Regions from separate parts of the Mus musculus genome. Here region 2 is linked to region 1. A link is a contact called in ENCODE Hi-C data. All regions are on one chromosome and are shown on one strand. Each heading gives the region's core, a stretch centred on a gene start or an enhancer-like site at or near the end of the contact. The rest is flanking DNA. Distances are from core to core; before and after follow the strand shown.

What was found. A loop is a pair of places that touch in the nucleus more often than their neighbours do.
Region 2: a map of T-helper 17 cell shows a loop between it and region 1 (4-fold over the local background). The contact joins the promoter of Slc13a5 here to the promoter of Myh10 in region 1. A Hi-C loop is called at or near these places in 4 of 37 maps with a recorded cell type or tissue (T-helper 1 cell, T-helper 17 cell and regulatory T cell).

What each region holds. Positions count from the first base shown.
Region 1 is chr11:68,690,419-68,696,458 of GRCm38, forward strand. Myh10 (myosin, heavy polypeptide 10, non-muscle) reads left to right here and starts at 1,497. Exons shown (of 41, transcript NM_175260.2): 1 at 1,497-1,764.
Region 2 is chr11:72,263,761-72,269,542 of GRCm38, forward strand. It overlaps Slc13a5 (solute carrier family 13 (sodium-dependent citrate transporter), member 5), which reads right to left and starts at 2,844. Exons shown (of 12, transcript NM_001004148.4): 1 at 2,704-2,844. The coding sequence starts at 2,805. It overlaps 1700051A21Rik (RIKEN cDNA 1700051A21 gene), which reads left to right and starts at 3,084. Exons shown (of 2, transcript NR_045922.1): 1 at 3,084-3,765; 2 at 4,121-4,796.

The DNA of each region.
Region 1 (6,040 bases), core at 247-2,746:
TGACTTCATTGGGTAACAAAGCTTAGAGTCATGCCTTTGAGATGGCTGAGTCTTTTCTAAATCCGGAAACGTTTATAAGAGGGCTATCATTGACACGTTATACTAACTTATACTTCCTCGGTAGACTTCACAAGGATAGAACTCTTCATGTAGTGCCAAAGTCACAAGACACCTGGAAGGGGGCAGCCACCCTAGTGGGCATGTGGGGTTGGAGACCAGATGCACCTGGACAAAGGACAAAGAATTCTCACTTCCCCCGGAAGGGCTCTGCATTCAGCTGCCTTGGAGATTTCTCTGAATTCCACCAACCCTTTCTTATCACTTCCTGCCTTGTTTTCATTTTTTTTCTCACTTTAAAAAAAAAAATCAGTCTAGAAGTTTCTCAGGCATTTACAAAGTATCCATTAAAACACACACATATATACAATACTAAATACATAAAATCCTGAGGCAGTTTTAAAATAAAGTATTTTATATTTATCTTTTTATAAGAACAATAATCCATTTGGCTCTTGTGATTTTTTTACTTTATTATATTTATACATGTATAATTAAGAGTTGACTAGATTCTGCAGACATTTCATTACATTTTTTTTTTAACTTCAATTTTCCAGTTTCCTTATTTTGGAAGCCCACTCCCACCTGAGGTCCATGAACCTTTCTAAGGCACTTGAACCACTGGTTCTTTAGCCCTAGGGGCTATGACAACAGCACAGGAATCCTGCAAGCCCTACCCAGTTCCTCTTCCATAGAGAGCTGGAATGAATGAGTGAGTGAACAAATGAAGTCGCTCTCTGGTCTTCTCTGCCAGGCCCGTTTGCTTCTCGTATTTTTGGAATCTCAGCCCTGCCTAAGAGGCAGAGCAAGCAAACATCCAACTGCGGCGGGTCACGAGAGGAAGGAAGCATCAGTAAGGGGGGACTCCGGCCGCCACAGGGTTGCAGCCCGGTCAGGACAGAGCTTTAGCGCCCAGCCCGAGAGGCTCCCCTCCCCCACTGCAGGTGAGCCGCAAGCAGCGGCTCCCACCCACTGAAGCTCCAGGGTGACGTCAGGCCTCAGGACCGCGCTCCGGCCCCGCCCCTGCAGGCAGCTCCGGGAGCTGGCGATTCCTCGGCGAAAGCCGGTCCCGCTGAGGGACCCAGTGGCTGCGGCAAGCCTACGGGCCGCAGAACGCTCGAGTGGGTTGCAGCGGCGGCCCGACGCAATAGAGAGACGTGACCAGTGGGAGCTGGTGACTTGTGCTGCGGTACACCTGCCCCACTGTCCACCCAGCCCTGACTAGCGCAGCGCGCACACCCCAACAAGATCGGCGATCTCTGCCTCGCGGGATCGCCAGGCTCCTAGTTTCAGCTGTCCATCTCCCTCCAGAGTCAGCCAATCACCCGCCACTGCCCCGGCCGCACCTCCCGGAGTCTCTGACAGGCGTGAGTAGCAGCCTATGAGATTGGGAGTCTGTGGGTCTAGGTCGGGAGCGGGAGCCAATGAGCATCATTCCAGGTGGGTGGAGGGAGCGGGACTTGGGAAGGTAGCTTCGTTCGGGTTGCTAACGTCTTTCCTGGGAGATGGGCGCGCAAACCGACCAGTGGGTCTGGGGGCGGCAGTGATGGGCGTGGAGATGGCCCAATGAGGGTGGGAGTGGGTGGGGCAGGCGCGAGCAGCAGTGCTAAAGGAGCCCGGCGGAGGCAGCGGTGGGTTTGGAATTGAGACGCTGGATCTGTGGTCGCTGCTGGGGACGTGTGCCGGCGCCACCATCTTCGGCTGAAGGTGAGACGAGCAGTTGCCCGGGTCCGAGTGCGGCGTTCCGGGAGTGGGGACGGTTGAGGGAACAGGAGGGGAGGAACCGGGGCTGGGGAACTGGGCGAGCCTGGAGCACAGAGACGGAGCCCAGGCGGGAGCTGGGAAAGGGAGACTGGGCAGTGGAGAGCGGAGCTTGTGGAGATGACGAGACCCCAGTGTATGGAGATGAAGAGACCCCTGGAGGGGTGGGAAATGGGGTCCTTGAGAATGAGACCTCTTCATGGATCAGGGCCAGGTCATACGTGAGGACGACTCTTGAAAGGGATGAGAATGGAGATCTGGGGATGGGGATGTAGGGACCAACTCCTGGTTGCATTGGATCCCTGGAAGCGTGGGGTTGGGAGGTGAGTGCCCTAATAAGAGGCCGGAGGCGCCCGGCGTGTCTATCTCCTTTTAGGAGAGGACTGAGTCCTGGGATGTGATCTTGGTGCTGGGGGCCCAGGAAGGAAAGGGGACCCTGGGTGGGTTGCACCGTGGGTTAGGTGGAGTTAGATTTCCCCGGGTGCGACTGAAAGGTTCTCCGAAGACTCAGAAGGCGGACCCTGGATCTGTGCGGTTTAGGGACCAGTGGCCTGAAACTGCATGGTCTTGGGAGCATGCGACGGATGAGAGGCTCCAGAGCTGGTCTCGGGAAGGAGGGCTGGAGCTAGACCTCATGCCACGCTCGCTGGGGACCGTGGTGGACCGGGAGGTGGACACCGGGCGAGGCCTGGGCCGTTGGGGAGAACGAGGCGGGAAATGTGGCCCGGGCGCGTTGTAGCGGAGCGGCCGGGGGGAGGGTCAGCCGTCGCCTCTGGATCGCTTTATTGTGTAAGTGATCTGGTAATGGCTCGCCGCAGAATCTCTCCCTAGCCTTCTGTAGTTAGGGTGTCATACTCTGATCCTATAAAATCGAAGTGGATTTGGGTCGGAGGGAAGTTGAAGCTGTGGAGTCCTTGGCGTTGGCGGGGCTTTGTGGGCCTTTGGTGGGCGGATGCGGCCCAGGGACCCGAGAGGCCCCCAGTCAGGCCTCTCTGGGAACTGGGGCCTTAGGAGGTGGCCAGTCGGTGCGTCTGACCTGAACTGGTGAGGTTTGGGTAACGGGGTCTCTGCCTACGACCGTTATCTCTTGTTTCTTGGGGCCTCTGCAGCTCTCTTCAAGATCACTGCGGTGGATGGAAGGGGGTGGGGTAGATTGGGGTGGGGTAAGGGAAAAGCAGGCGGAGTAGATCCAGACTGCGGATGGAACAAAGACTGCTGTTTTTGCTGAATAAAATAATACTAAATATAATACTTTAGCTATGCTAAGATTTTGATTTTATTTTTTTCAAACATTGAAACTAAGGATGGTTTGGGTGAGGTTTAATTATTCCTGATAGTATCTGACTCTGGAAAACTTTATAATCTATTCATTGTTCCATCTCCTATATTAATCTGCCTCAATTAACTATTCTTGTAGCCCCGTGCATTTGATGTTTAAGTATGCCCTGTCTGTCTCCGGTTTTGGAAAAGTGGCCATTTTATGTATCTCTTTACTTCTGCATCTTAAATTCCGTTCTTCCCGTCCTTATCGGCAGAAAGCATATGGTGCAATTGTGTGATATACCACACGCTTTTGCGGCAAAAGGAGGTGACCTGTGAGTGCTGGGCTATGTATTGGGGCTCCGTAGGGAAATCATGACAATGAAGAGACTGGATAGAGAGGGAGATGGAGGAGAATTTGAAGGGCACGTTGTAGGGTGAAAGACTCTCCCCTTCAGCGTTTGATGTACATTGTTATCACACATGAGAAATTAAATCCCTGCTTTGAGATCCAAGTTTTGGAAGTATTTTACTAATGGAAGCTAGTGCAGGGCTTCATAGCAATCTTGCTTTTTGCATTAGTGATTGTTTGGTTAAGTAGAATTTTGATAAATGGAGAGATGTGTGCAGTCCTGTAATGCCAGTGGCCTCGGTGGTAGATAGCAATTTCACAGACTGGGGCAGTTCTCATTTAGTTCATCCGTTTTGGAAGCATCCTCTAAGATGGATAATTTGTCACTATTTCGTTTGCTTTTCTATATTCGTTGGTCATAAAATTGAATTGTTTTCATCTGCCCACACCTACCTTGGGTGTTGGGAGGCAGCTGAGAATTTTGCTAGGGGGCATTTCATTGGAAGTAAAAAATGACCTGGGTGGATGTCCCAGGGGTGGTCCTCTACAGCCTATGTAAGGGATGGGAACTTTAGCTCTATAGGAGGCAAATTCATATAGACACTGATTAATGATTTAATTATGACTAGTTATTTCGGTGGCACCAGCACTTCCAGACCTTCTGCATGTCTGTCTATTACAGACATTCCTTCCCCCCCCCCCCACTTCTTTCTTAAATGTAGGCATTCTCCTTCAAAGTATAAAGTCTTTGCCAGACTGTACTAATGTGCCCATTGACTAAACCTATAATCTTTAACTCGTTATTGATAGACAGGCTATTTAAATTTGATAGCATGGTATGGATACTACCTGTCCTCTGAAATTTCTTCCCTTACCAGTCCACTTTTGTTGTTTTAGCTTGGTCTCTGGGCTTAGGAGGACCACCTCTGCTACTTGTGACCTCTGCTGTGTGACCTTGGGCAAGTTATTTGTCTATTTTCAGAATTCTTCATTTGTAAAACAGAGTTATTAATGGAAGCTATCTTGTGCCCCTCTTGTGCAGATTAAGACCTTGATATACATGCATATATATAGAACAGTTTCTGGATGTAATTAGGGATGTATAACAAGATTATTTGTTTTAAAAAAAACTGTGGTATTACCCTTTCAGCAAGGCAAAATATTTGCAAGTGGTACATGTTAAATACCATTGTAAAATCAGATCTAATACCAAATGTGCAGTGGAGTGAAAAAATACAATGTACTTGGCAAACAAGCAGAGAAACTAAGGAAAACATCTTTACTGACCTTATGAACTCTATGAATTAAGCAGCTCCAGGAGCACAACCTACCTGCTAAGTAAGCCTTGTGGTGCCCTGCTAGGTAGGTCGAGGAGTTGGCCAGAAGGGCGGGCAGCAAGGAGAGTTAGGAGAAGGAAGGATTGAATTGCCAGACTGACCTGGAAAGAAGGCGTGAAAGGGTAGCATTTGGGTCAGGAGGGAAGGCTTTTGGTTGTGGGAAGTTGAAGTGAATTATAAAGATGGGGGCCATTTATATCAGGTAGGTCTGGATTCTTTGCCCTGTACCAGGGACCAGGCTAACTGACCAACACCACACAGCGAGGAACAGGTAACTGTCCCCATAGGGTTTAGTGCAAAAATGTGGATGTATTAAAAATACAAATAATTTGTAATCTACTACTCAACTCTTAGACCCAAAGAATTGACTCCATTTAAAAAATAGATGAAGTTGGGCATGGGGGCACACAGCTGCCATCTTAGAATTTGGGAGGTGGAAATAGAAACTTTAGGAGTTCAAAACCAGCCTCACCTACACACTGACTTCTAAGGCAGCTGCCTGGGACTCAAAAGCCAAAAAGGTGTGTGTGTATTATCTTTCTCCCACAAAACTAGGAACATGTGGTAATTATGAAATTTCATAATTGATGAGGTTTTTTCCACGTTAATAGTATTTCAGCATAGTAAACATGTACCAATAAATTTTAAATGCCCCCATTTGATAAAATACCCTTCCCTCCAAAACACCATAATGTACTTTACCTACTTGCTAAATAAATCACTCTAGTTTATAGCTGCCTACCAAATTTAAGCATGTTTCCACATCCAAGGTAAATTAATGTGTGTAAACCTACAGATGCAAAGATACTTTCCAAAGTGCCATATACTCATTTTAACCAAATTAAAAAAAAAAAAAGATAAACTCATTTTGTTATAATTGTGGGTTTTTTTACACTTTTAATAGATTCTGTACTTCCAAAAGGTGAAGTGTCTGGACCTATTATTTGCCTTCAAATTCGCCTGAGTTGATCGCCATGCTTCTTTGCACTGTGCCTTTAAATGGGAAAGCCTTGTTAATACTCAGTTATAACCTTCAGTACCTGTGGCCACAAATATCTTCTATATTGCCCACTCTCTTTTATTAGCCTAGGAAGCAAATGTAGGTTTAAGATGTAACACACACACACACACACACACACACACACACAAAGATAAAAAACACACTAGCTACTCCATTTGAAGGTGTATTAATAACAAGAATGACTTTTTAGGGGGAGGGGAGGTCATTTTATTTTATTTTATTTTATTTTAAATCCAAGTCTATATTCTTTCA
Region 2 (5,782 bases), core at 1,594-4,093, 3.6 Mb after region 1:
GGCCACTGAGAGAGCCTGTCTCAACAAACAGCTGGATGGCAGCTGAGGAAACTGTGCCTGATGTTGATCTCTAGCCTCCAAATGTGCAAGCTCACACACATACAAATAATACTTACTGCACTTCCCTGGTACTGAGAAGGTGTCTGGAAAAGCAACTGGGAGCTGAGATGGGAGCAGGCACCGCAGTTGAAAGGCGGTGCACATAGATGTGCACAGTGTAATCAGCCAGGGTTGAGAGTTCATCTAAGGACACTCACACACTGGTCTGCAAGGGGCATGTTCTAAGCCTTAGGTGGCATCATTATGGTCAACTAAGGCAGAGTGATGTGGCTATGACATCATTCTATGATACAATCTGATAGAGTCACAACTAGAAATATAGACCAGTGTTGAGTAAAATACCCTTATATGGTTCGTGCTACAGAATGAAAATGGGGTAAGCAAAACTCTCCCCTGTCCCTCTGTACTCCCCAGTGTGTGTGTGTGTGTGTGTGTGTGTGTGTGTGTGTGTGTGTGTGTGACTGGTATTTGGAGAACTGTCTATCTGTCCACTAAAACATTAATAATAAGGCAATGAGGGTACCTTATTTTACTTGATACTTTAGACTTCTGAAAATAAGGATTTCTTACAAGATTAACAAGGTAACATGATTAAAGTTGTCACTGGTTTTATTAAAATGGGTTTTAGAAGCAGAGGAAGGCTCAGAGAAAAAGTGGATCAGAGGGGAGGCCAGGAAGCAAGCAAGGTGGAAGAGAATATGAAAGCCTGAAGAGGGGCCATGGAGCACAGAGGGCAGTGTGTGCTGGGGACCATCATCCTGTAGGGACAGTGATGGTCAGGATGCCCCTGGGGACAGTCTGACTCTCTCTCTCTCTCTCTCTCTCTCTCTCTCTCTCTCTCTGTCCTGGAGTGTTCTGTATCTCTGGGTTTTCTTGCCCAATGAAGGGCATGGTGAATGGGAACAGGGTGGTCTTTGGTGGTGAGCAAAAAGAGGGACAGAGGGCAAAAATAGGGAGCCAAAGACCCAGGCTCCCAGGCACCAAGCCACTTGGAGAGAAGGTACAGGAAGACTGCCTTTTGGAAGAACCTCCAAAATGGCCTCCCAGTCCCTAAATTTTCAGTCCCAGGGCATATAGATGTATTAATACACCCGGTTGGGAACCTAACTCACTGATATTTATATTCCCCCTCTGCCTGCCTACCTGTCTGTCTGTCTCTGTCTCTGTCTCTCTCTGAGTGTATGTGTGTGTGTTGGGGGGGGGGGGGTGTGCACACGTGCGCATACACATGCATGAGCCAGGGATAAAGTGGGATCCTGGTTACACTGTCCTCTACCAGAAAGGTCAAGCAAGCAACTATAATTATTCCAAGGAACATCACTCCCCGCCAGCAGAGCTAAAATCACAGCTTCCTAACCTGGATGCCTCCCACAGACGGGAATGGCCCCGAATCTCTGGATGCTCGCTAACAGAGTGGCAGCGGATGAGTCCGCACAGTTGCTCTGCTCTCCTTGGCCCATGTGGAGCCTCTGCTCAGTATGTTTCCTCTGCCCCCCCCCCCGCGCCCCAATCCTAGGAGCCGGAATGATCCCCTTTTACTCCCAGAATCCAGTCACCCCATTGTACCCATCAAAGCACCCGGGGCCCGGAGAGCAAAGGGTCTTGCTGAAAGGCACAATGTGAAATGACTAGAAGCCCACCAGGGGACACCCCTCTCCTCTCAAAACCTTCCCTGAAGAGAGCCACTGTTTCTCAAACCTGCCTGTGGAGGGGAAGCAGGATCCGAGCAAGGTTTCCTGTCTGGGCTGAGAGTGAAAGGGTAGCCACATAAGGCTTCAAAGAGCCCTGGCCTCGCCAAACTGGCTGCACACAGCCTGACAGAGCCGGGGCCAGCGCTCCCGCCCTCCTCTGCTCTGCAGCCAAGGCCATTCATTCTCTCCCTTCCTCCCAGGAGCACCAGGAGGCCAGGGAATGGGACTCAGCTTCCCCAGCAACCGAGAGCCATGCCACCCAAGGCGTGAGCTCTGGGAATACGTCCTGCCTCCTCACACTGACTGCCTCAGCAGGCGGTGGGCAGTGCCCGACCTGCCTTTCAGGCTGCAGCAGGATTTGAACTCGAGAGTGGCTTCCTTGGCTTCCGAGCTAGAAAGAAATATAGATCATAGATGGGGAACCTGAGCTTCAAATATCAAGGCCAGATTATGGCAAAGGCATGATCCACTCTGTTCCTGTAGTTCCCTGCCTGAAGGCATCTACAGCTAGGAAATCTCTCTTTCCTAGAGAAGAGGCACAGAGGGAAAGAAAGCCCAGCCTTCAGAGTCTCTACTAGCTCGAGCATTATCTTTGAGCTGGACTAGCGTTGGTTGTGCACTCTGGGAGGAGATTTTGAGTCAGAGGCTAAGCCTGTCGAGGGGTCTGTGTGGTTCAGATCTGTTCTAACGTCCAGGTTTCCGTGTTTGCCCGGACGGCTCTTGCGCCCTGAAATCGGTGCACTCTAGGACGTGTTCACCTTAGGGTCTGTGCGTCCCTCGGATTCTTTGCAGAGCACCTCCTATCTGGTGCCTGGAGCGTCTGAGCACGCGTCCCAGGGGAGCTCGTCCCCACGGAGGAATCTATGCGTTCCAGCTCAGCGTTCCCGGGTTCCGTGCCCGTTATTGCACTGGGCACCCGGATTCCGCCAGGCTGCCCAGACACGCAACTGACCTTGTCAGGTATCAGAATGACGAGTGGAAGCATCAGGATCGGGGTGAAGAGCAAAATCGCAAAGGACTTGAACTTGGTCACACAAGTCTTCGCCGAATCCATCGCGTGAAAGGGAGACTGACTGGAGGGAGAAAAGATTGCGAGGCAGCTAGAAGCTTCACGAGCTTAAAAGGGGGACGCGCGGTCCCACCGGATTGGGGGCGGCTACAACTCCGCCCCCCATTGCCAGGCCTCCCTGCGGTCCTGGGGCGGAGCCACCCCTCGGGGTCTGTGGGGAGTGTCTGTCCCAGGACTCTGCCACCCCGCGGCAGAGTGAGGCGTTTGCAGATTTCAGTGCTTGGCACCAGCCCTCTATGGAGAGGACTGGACCCTGGCACCTCACCACTTGCCAGCCCGTTGGCGCTGCTCTGGTCCTCAGTACCATGCAGGGTGTGCCGGTCATTCTGCCAGCTTAAGCGTGAGGACCCTTTGTGTACTCTCACCTGCTCTCTCCTGGACTCCGGAATGTCCCAGATGAAAAACACCAGCCTGTAGGATTCTCAGGCTTCTCTCTCCAAAGCGTTCTCCTTCTCATCCCTATCCCGGAGGGGCGTCTCCTAGAGGCGATGGCCGAGCCCTGCGCCACCGCGGTCTTCTCACCTCCAAGATCCGCTGGCTTCCTCCTAGCGTTAGCCCGACTCTAGACATAGAACCCATTTCCCTCCTCGTGCCGTCTCCTACCCAGCGCACCGTAGGCGCTCTAGAGGGACCGCTAAGGAAGGCGGTCACTGTCCTCGCAGACCGAACGACTTTTACCCTCCAGCGAACGCGCTTGCGCAGGCCGGCCGTCTTTGCCCAGGCGCGGGTAGTTGCTGCCGCCCACTTACCAACCACCTCGCTAGTACCATTTTATGGTGGGAGACGGGGCCTTAGAAAAGAGGGGGCATAATCCTGCCAACCATCATCGAGGCATTCGTTCATTCATTAATCCTCCCCTTAACAGACCTGTGTGTAGTACCTGCTGTGCTAAGTCCTGTTTGGGACACCAACACAAGAGGGTGCAATGACATTATTGACACTTCGGTGAGTTCTTTCTCTTCTGCCTGCCTCTCATTCTCCTCTGGGGAGTCTTATCCACAGGCTACTTGACACATGGCTGAGTCCAGATTCCTGTACAGTCAGCTCTCACCACTGATCAAGATGCTATCTAGTTGCTGACATGGTTAGCGTGTTTACGACTAGGATGGCTGCTTCTGTTCTAAACATGGAAACCATCGGCGTACTCTGAACTATATACAACAGAGACCGACTATTAGCACGGCACTTACACTGTGTGTTAGGTGTTGCAAGCAATCCAGAGATGAAGTAAAGAATAGGTTATATGCAATTGCTACGAATTATATGAGACTAACCTCTCCTCCCTCTTCTCCACCCCTAGCCCTGCCACCACCACCACCAGGAAAGAACTACTGAATTCCCCACCTTCTCAGCCTGTGAATGTCGAAGGCCCTAAAACAGAACACACATTTGTATCAAGATTTTTGACTCTGTTCCTGTGACCTGCCTGTCACCTTGCCCTCAAGTCTGCAACTGCCTTCTTCAGGCCCTCTCTATTTTCGGTTTGTTTGCTTGTTTGCATCTATGTGGCCCTGGGCCCATCCCTTCCCCCAGGGCAATTAAAACTAGAGTTCCTGCTTTGGGGTGTGTGTGTGTGTGTGTGTGTGTGTGTGTGTTTCAAGACTCTATGTGTATGAGTATTTTGCATGCATATATATGTGTGTATCATTTGCATGTCTGATAACCCCAGAGTCAGAAGAGAGTGTCAGAGTCCCTGAAACTGAAATAATAGACAGTTGGGAACAGCCATATGGGTTCTGGGAAATGAACCCAGGTCCTCTTCCAGCAAGAAGAGTGAGTCCTGCTGTTAACCATGGAGCCAGCTTTCCAGCCTTTTGGAGTTTTTATTTAATCTTCGTTTTATTTATCACCATGTGCCCACTTAACACCCTTTACCAGGCCTCATTCAGGACGTTCACTCAAAGTCTGGGATCTACGATGCTGGTCAACCATTCTGCTGTAATTTAAGTGCTTTAAAGTCTATAAAGTGTGCGCTGCAGCTAAATGCCTGAATCCATACTCTGTCCCTGTGTGGCCTTGGTGGATGTTTCCATTCTGGATTCATCTTCTCATATATAGAATCAGATCAACTTTGATTCCCAGTAGTCGTTTTAAGACCCCCAAGTCAATGTTCTGAGTGTTTAAAGTAGCTCTGTGGCTTACAGTCAGCCATCAGTGGCATTCGCCCTTGCAATAATATGGGACACACTGTGGGTATCCTTGGGCAAAAGATCTTCCAAGTTCGAGGAAGGCTTCATAGAGGGGGGCAGCATTTGAGTGGAGACTTCAAGGTAAAGAATTTGCCAGGGAAAGCTAGTCAAAACCATCACAGAGTGTTCTCTCAAACATGGAGCTCAGATTTAAACTGTGTGTGTGTGTGTGTGTGTGTGTGTGTGTGTGTGTGTGTGTATTAACATATAAGGGGTCGTGAGACCAGGAAGATGCTGGAGGAGAAGGAGCACTACCAGAAGTGGAAAGAGAGCAACAGGATCCATAATGTGACATAAAAGTAGAAGGGAGGACTGTCTGGGAAGGGAAAGGAACCATGGGGCGGGGCGCCGCACAGAGAAGGCGACAGGGGAAGGGACAAACAGAAACAAACGGCACACATGCATGAAGATGCCATCTTGAAACCCAGTACCCTGAATGCTCACCCAAAAATCAGTCAAATGTAAACTTCCAAAGGCAGTTTATCCAAGGTCATTCAGGGATGTTGGAAACTAGTGTCACAACAGCAAAACACAAGTCAATGAAGAGTCCGTACCAGGTTCAGGGACGAGCAGACTACCACACAGCTTTTACATGGGTACTGGGAACAAAACTCAGGTACTTAAGCTTGAGCAGCAAGCACTTTACTGAGCCATCTCTCCAGCACCCCGTACCCCACCTTGCAAGGGATTTTTAAAAAATCCAAATATTCAAGCAAAAAAGAAAGTAATCAGGAATAAAGATTATTTTAGAAAACAGTGGATTTTGTAGAAAT